Regions from separate parts of the Homo sapiens genome. Here region 1 is linked to region 2. The links are chromatin contacts, found by Hi-C or POLR2A ChIA-PET in ENCODE. All regions are on one chromosome and are shown on one strand. Each heading gives the region's core, a stretch centred on a gene start or an enhancer-like site at or near the end of the contact. The rest is flanking DNA. Distances are from core to core; before and after follow the strand shown. Region 1 overlaps PHF21A (PHD finger protein 21A). Region 2 holds the start of CD82-AS1 (CD82 antisense RNA 1).

Region 1 (3,272 bases), core at 725-3,224, 1.3 Mb after region 2:
CCCTGCAGGAATATGAGCTCCTGGTGCTGCCCGAGGCCTTCACCATCCATCTGCCCCACGCTCCAAGCCTGGACATCTCCCGCTTCCGCTCCAGCCCCACCTATCGTGACTGCCTCCAGGCCCTCAAGGACGAATTCCACCAGGACTTGTCCCGCCACCATGGGGCTGCTGCCCTCAAATACCTCCCAGCCCTGCAGCAGCCCCAGAGCCCTGCCCGAGGCTGAGGCTGGGCCGGCGCTGCCCCTCATCTTAGCATTGGGCAGACACCAGGGCAACCTGCCCTCCGCCATCCCTGCTATTTAAATTATTTAAGGTCTCTGGGAAGGGCTGGGGCAGAGCATCTGTGGGGTGGGGTCTTCCCCTTGCTGCTATTGTATGGCTGGGGACTGGTCTCTCTCTGCCCCAGCCAGTTTGGGGCTGGTTCCCCCATCTTGAATTGTTTATCCCTTTTTCATAATTAAAGTTTTAAAACATCTTTTTTGTGTTCCTGGTTTGGGGGAGCAAGGGCACTCTGGGGCTAGGGCGTCAGTGCACAAGGGAGGTGCTACATCCAGCTGGGGTCACAGGAGGGCCTGGGCCCTTAAGGGCAAGCACCCCCCCGCCCCCCACCCCCAGACAGCCAGTCAGGGAGGGCAGAGGCTGGGACTGGAATGTGTCCTGCCCACCCTCCCCTGCCCCAAACCCAACACCATGAGGCTGAGAGGCTTTATTTGGCTTTATTTAGTAAAATGTTAAAATAAATAAATACAAATTGATCAGCTGCTCTGTATCCCCCCCCACCCCCTCAAAACAAAAACCAAACAAACAAAAACAAAAACTTTGAAGCACAAAACTCCAAATACAAGTCTACCAAGACTGAAATCACAAAGGGCATGGACAAGAGACAGGGTTGGGGTCTGGCTGGCTCTTCTCTGCTAGGAGCTGGCTGACCTCTGGCCTGCCCGTCCCATCCCGCCTGACTGCAGCTCACCCTGGGCTGAGGACCCACGGACACCGGAGAGAGGTGAGGGTCCAAAGGCTGCTGGGGAAGGGGTAGGGGGGTGGGGTCCTCAGGGAGGAAGGGCCTTGTGGGAGGGGGCGCCAAGTGGAACTGGAGAGCCCTGCTTCCGTTTAGAGGAGGTATTTTTCAGAGTTCCTACCCCGGCTTTCTGGAGGGCAGCCCCAGCTTCCTGCCCCTCACTTTAGCAAGGGGCCAGAAGACTGCCCAGGGCTGCCCACTCCTGTCTTGGAGAGGAGCTGACTCAGAGGACAGTCTAAGTCAGGGTGAGGATGGGAGTCCTGCTTCCTGCCAGGGGTGCCCGGCAGAGGGACAGGGGCGAGGTTCACACAGAGCAAAGTTGCCTCCACTCAACAGAAGCCACGGGATCTGGAGAACCCAGGCCCTGGAAAATGCACCTGGGCCACCATCCATCTCATTACCCTAAGAGCCTTTTGCCCCTGGGTAAAAAGTCTCCTAAATTCAGCCCTTTAGATAAATAAGAAGGACCACGCCCTATAAGAGAATGAAGAGAGGAAACCACTGAAGAGTGTGTGTGAGCTGGGAGGTGACAGCCCAAGGGAGGCTCTGATGGCCCCAAGAGAGAAGTATCAGAGGTGGCTGGAGAGGCAGCCGTGCATGCGGAGACGGAAGCGTGCTGCAGACACGGTCACCCTCACGGAAACAGCTGTGTGTAACCACCTCCATGCACGCTGCCTGTTGGGCCTGAGCCAAGCAGCAGCAGGGACAGAGAGGCAGGTGTTGCAGGGAAACCAGGCACACGATGGTGCCAGCTGGAGGCTGCCAGGGCGGCCCCACCAGGGACTGCCCCTAACTGCCTCCCTATGTCAGGTACAACCAGCAGGCTTACCCCAAAGGGCCTGATAAGGAAGGAAGAAATCAAAACCCCAGAGGAGCTCAGCACAGGTGAGACAAGACCCAGCAGGCTCCATGAAAGAAAAAGGACCCACAGGCAGCAAGAATGCAGAGGTGGAGATGACAGCAACATGGCCTCACTGTTACCAGGATGCAGCGCCTGGACAGGAGCTGGCAGGGGACTCCCAGTCATCACTGCCACCAGGGCGCAGCGCCTGATCAGGAGCTGGCAGGGGACTCCCAGTCAGGGCCCAGTGGGCAGCCGCTCCAGCTCTCTGAAGTGACTACAAAGCCAGCTGGTCTCAAAAGTGGCTGTCAGAGCAGCTAAATTCTGGGCCGTGGGGAAAGAGCAGCGGAGGGAAGGAGGAGGAAGCAAGTGGAGGTGGCTGGGGTGGGGCAGTGTCACGAGCGTATGTCTCAGGTGGTCACAGGCCCCCCCCCCTCCCCGCCCAGGTCTGAGGGGACAGTGAAGGACAGGGAGATTGGGTGCCAGGGGCCTCTTCTTTACAGTAAAGCAGTGTTTTGGAATTTGAGTGCAGAATGTAGGTTTGGGGGCTGGGTTGCATCTCGTACTCCATACTAGCTGACTCCCAAAACAGCTCACATCTGAATGTCAGGAAGAATCCACAGCCCAGCTGCAGGCGAGGTCAGAATGTACCCGACACTGCTGAGGGCGGCAGGCAAAGCCCTGGTCAATTCCTAGCCCCGTCCTCCGACCCAAGACTCCTAAGGCAGCTCCTCTCTGAGCAAAGGCCTCTAGTGATGATGGTTTCCCAACTTCTTTCAGGAAAAGGTAAGTTAGGTGTTGTGTGGCAACCCCCAGATGGGCCCAGACAAGTTGAGGGGAAGAGCTCTAGACAGGGCAGACAGCCTGCTGCTGGTCTCTGATCCTCTGCCAACGATTCCTCCAACTAGTCCAGGCATCTCCAAGGCTCCCTGACTAGACACAGCACCTTGGTTTCTGAATGAGAAAAGGGAACTCTTTCCCCCTCAGCCAATCAAGCAGCCAGGGCCTAACTCTGAGGCCTGTTCAGCCTAACTTAATTCCTTCTTCTGAGGCCCCTGGGAAGATGAAAGGCGATGGCTGATAGAGATGAGACACATTTTACTCTAAGAAGTGTCTCTTCTCTGTTGCATTTGCTTTCAGATCTGTCTTTGTCTCTCTGGGCCTAATTGGGTGGGAGAGAAGCTGATAGGATCGTTTCTACCTCTCCTAGACTCTGGCCATTCCCAGGGCCTGGAGTGGGCTTGGGGGAGATGCTCCAGCAGGGCCAGGGTACAGAGCCTCCACCGCCCTCCCATCGGCCAGGGGCACGCAAGGGGCAAAGGTCTCCAGCGAGAGCACAAATCTGACACAATTTACTTCTGACAAGGCAAGATGAGAGAATGGTCTGAGTCTTTCACAACCCTGGTTTTCTCA
Region 2 (3,351 bases), core at 366-2,865:
GATGGGTTGGGTGTCTTAGGAAATGTTGGCCAAGTGCCCCTGCAGGACTCCTGACCTCTACCTCCCGGAATGGGCCTGTCCACAGGTAGCTCTAAAGAGGGTCTTAGCCATCAGGCCCATTCCTGTACCTCCTAAGCATCATTTCCTCCCGGGCTTCTTTCTTGCTCTCACTGGTCCGTTCTCTCACCTTCTTTCCAATCTTCAAATAACCAAGCTCCTCCTTCCTCAGGCCTTTGCACCTGCTGTGTTCCCTGCCTGGAATGCTTTTCTTACAGATCTTTGCTTGGCTGACTTCTTCATTCATGTCTTGGCTCAAATGTCACTGGCTCAGGCTGGCCTTCGTCGACCCATTCTGACCCTCTCCCAGCCCAGCAGTTCTCTGCAGTTAGCCAGCTTTGGTATCTTCATGGCGCCCAACACAACCAGAAAACCTGTATTGTGTACTTTTTGTCTCCACTCCCCACCCCCAAATGTCAGACCTTGTTAGTCACTCTTCTGCATCCCCAGCAACTGGCACAGTGCCTGGCATGAAGTGGGCACCCAGTAAACATTTCTTGGCCGAATGAACATGCAGCACACCTGTAGCAATACATGTGCCCCGTGCATCAGTGGAAAGAGTGTGGCACTGGAGATTTGCATATTTTCAAATTCCAGCTCAGGCCCTTGCCTGTTCGCCTTTCTGAGCCTCATTTTTTTCTTCTGTGAAATGGCCATGCTAGTGCCTGCCAGGCAGGGTGATGTCAGAGTTGGAGACGGCGTGTGGAAAGCCCATGAGGCACAGTGAGTGGGCAAGAAAGGCTGGTGTTTGTTATTATATGGACAAGAAGGAAGGCGGGTTAAAAATCAGCTTGGAATCTTAATGTCAGTGGCCCCTGGAGAACCAGCCAGCCTCTTGTCTGTCAATTCCGCAGATATTCACTGTGCACAGCACCTCACTGCGAGAGGCGCTGTTCGAGCTGGGGGTTCCCCAGGAATAAAGTGAAGCTTCTGCCCTCATGCACCTCAGGTCCTTGGTGGAGGGGGAGAGCAGACAATGAGCAAGAAGAATCAGTGAAATGTAGTCTATTCAATCCTGAGAAGCCTTACGAAGTAAAAAATAAAGCCGGGAAGGGGCTTAGGCTGGATGAGGGTGTGGATTGCAATTTTACTGGGGGAGGGACACAAGTGGGGATGGGGGTGACCTGGTTCCCTGTTGGGCAGTGAGAAGCCAGCAGGGGAATGCAGCTGACCCCAACACCCTGGCTCCAAAGAGGGGATCCGGAAGAAGACCTGGACGGTTAGGCCAGGTGTTTATACCTGCTGTGCCCACTGATTTTGTACTTCTTCTTCCCCCTAGAAACCTCCTCCAGCTCGCTTAGGATGGGGGCCTATGTCTTCATCGGCGTGGGGGCAGTCACTATGCTCATGGGCTTCCTGGGCTGCATCGGCGCCGTCAACGAGGTCCGCTGCCTGCTGGGGCTGGTGAGTACGGATCCCTCCGCAGCTGCCTGCCCATTTCCTCTCATCCAGCCGAGTGCAGCCTGACCGCGGCGCTGGCCGTAACATCGGGTGGAGAGCATCTCTCGGGGCACGCAGGCTGGGTGCACCTGGTCGGGGACCCTCAGCTGACTTTGTGCCTGCTCTGTGTCCCCAGTACTTTGCTTTCCTGCTCCTGATCCTCATTGCCCAGGTGACGGCCGGGGCCCTCTTCTACTTCAACATGGGCAAGGTAAGCCCCTCTCTCCCTCCCTCTTCACTGGGCTGGACCAACCATGGGGGTGATTGACTGAGTGTGGGGGATGGACAAGGAACCCCCCCAGTTGTCACAGACAGATCCAGTAGGTGTCAGGGACGGCCTCCTGGACACTATTCCTTGTGATCAAATGGGGGAGCGTTAGAAGAGAAGGCGGCAGGTGTGGGCAGTCCCCGCTGGGCCTGGATCTTAGCCTGACCCCCCTGCTTTCTAGCTGTGTGGCCTTGGGCAAGCTGCTTGCCTCTATGTGCCTGTTCCACCATCTGTAAAATGGAAACAATAAGAAAACTGAACTCTCAGAGTGGTTGCAAAGATTATTCGAGATTATCTGAGTGAAACACATAGCGCATGGCACCATAAGTACTCAATAAATGTTATTCTTGTTATTATTAAGATACTTTAGCAACTATTAAATCCATGCCACTCACCCACAAATGAGGTTTAGAAGGAGACCGTTAATAAAAACATCAGTCTTGTGTCCGAGGGGAGATGTTCAGCTTTCAGAAACAGAAAATCAGACTTACAGCGGCTTAAAGTTGAAGGACATCTGTGGTTGACTTGACCGGAAGTCTGGTTTGGAAGCTCAGAGGCCCTGGTTCTGGCTGTTGAGCATCCTCGCTGGGATGGCTTTCCTGCATTATGACACTTACCTCGTGGTTCCAAGATGGCTGCCACAGCACCAGGCACGATGTCTGTGCCGCTGTGGCCTGAAGATGGGGAAGTGGGCAGTGCCAGACATGGCCATCCCTTTTATCAGAAAAGGCGCAGTGGCTCATGACTGTAATCCCAATACTTAGGGAGGCAGAGGTGGGAGGATTGCTCTGAGACTAGCCTGGGCAACATGGTGAGACCCCATTTCTACAAACAAATTTTTAAAAATGCTAGCCATGGTGGTGTTCACCTGTGGTCCCAGCTACTCAGGAGGCTGAGGCAGGAGGATCCTTGAGGCCAGGAGGTTGAGGCTACAGGGAGCCATGAAACAGAGCTTGGGGCAACAGAGTGAGACCCTGTCTCAAAAAAAAAAAAAAAAAAAAGTCCTCCAACAGACTTCCCCAGACTGGGTTACAAAGCCACCCCTGGTTGCAAAAGAGGCTGAGAATGTGAGTATCCAACTTTCAGACTCTAAAGACAGAGGCACAAGAGAGAAAGGAGCCAAGAATGGCTGTTGGGTGAGCCAGTTAATTGTGAGTCACAGTTATCACGTAAGAAGCACCTACTGTGTGCACGTGGGATCTTCTAGAAACTTTCCATACAGCGTCTTGTCCTCACAATGGCTCTGCAGGGTTTTATGTTGACAGATGGAGAAGCAGATGCTCTGAGATGAAGAGCAATAACAACATAGATAACAGTGACTCTAACACCCACCATCCCTCCAGTTGAGTCCATGCACAGCATATACCAAGTACAGTGTTGACCACGTTACACTCCTCCTCTCGCAGATCCTCACTAGGCCCTCTCAAGGTCGTGGGAGAATCCCCGTCCTGCAGATGAAGGAGTAAGGACAGCCTAGGCTCCCTGACTCCGAGTCCTGAGTTCACCCGTCCCCAGACCCTGCTGCACATGGCCTGTGGCCTAGCAGACCCTTAGGGTCCCTGCTTCCAGTGCCACCAGTTCTTGTC

What was found. A loop is a pair of places that touch in the nucleus more often than their neighbours do. ChIA-PET counts read pairs that join two places held with the same protein, here RNA polymerase II (POLR2A). Pooled maps may share reads with other maps.
Region 1: a map with no recorded cell type shows a loop between it and region 2 (2.7-fold over the local background). The contact joins the enhancer-like site here to the promoter of CD82-AS1 in region 2. A Hi-C loop is called at or near these places in 1 of 37 single-sample maps with no recorded cell type and 3 of 50 pooled maps. POLR2A ChIA-PET finds 5 or more read pairs at or near these places in 1 of 52 experiments (GM12878).

Annotation. Positions count from the first base shown.
Region 1 is chr11:45,928,622-45,931,893 of GRCh38, forward strand. PHF21A (PHD finger protein 21A) reads right to left here. Exons shown (of 19, transcript NM_001352027.3): 19 at 698-3,272. It overlaps LARGE2 (LARGE xylosyl- and glucuronyltransferase 2), which reads left to right. Exons shown (of 14, transcript NM_001300721.2): 14 at 9-475. The coding sequence ends at 224. Among named protein-coding and RNA genes, the nearest start is that of LARGE2, 7.6 kb to the left of the region's middle. RefSeq lists enhancers at 1,337-1,526, 1,877-1,966. Within about 2 kb of position 1,975, at least 18 of the 41 ENCODE cell types and tissues checked have a DNase peak (open chromatin) inside an H3K27ac peak, as active enhancers do; they include GM12878, where a contact is called at or near this core.
Region 2 is chr11:44,603,722-44,607,072 of GRCh38, forward strand. It overlaps CD82-AS1 (CD82 antisense RNA 1), which reads right to left and starts at 1,616. Exons shown (of 2, transcript NR_182290.1): 1 at 1,297-1,616; 2 at 787-1,009. CD82 (CD82 molecule) reads left to right here. Exons shown (of 10, transcript NM_002231.4): 5 at 1,337-1,461; 6 at 1,634-1,708.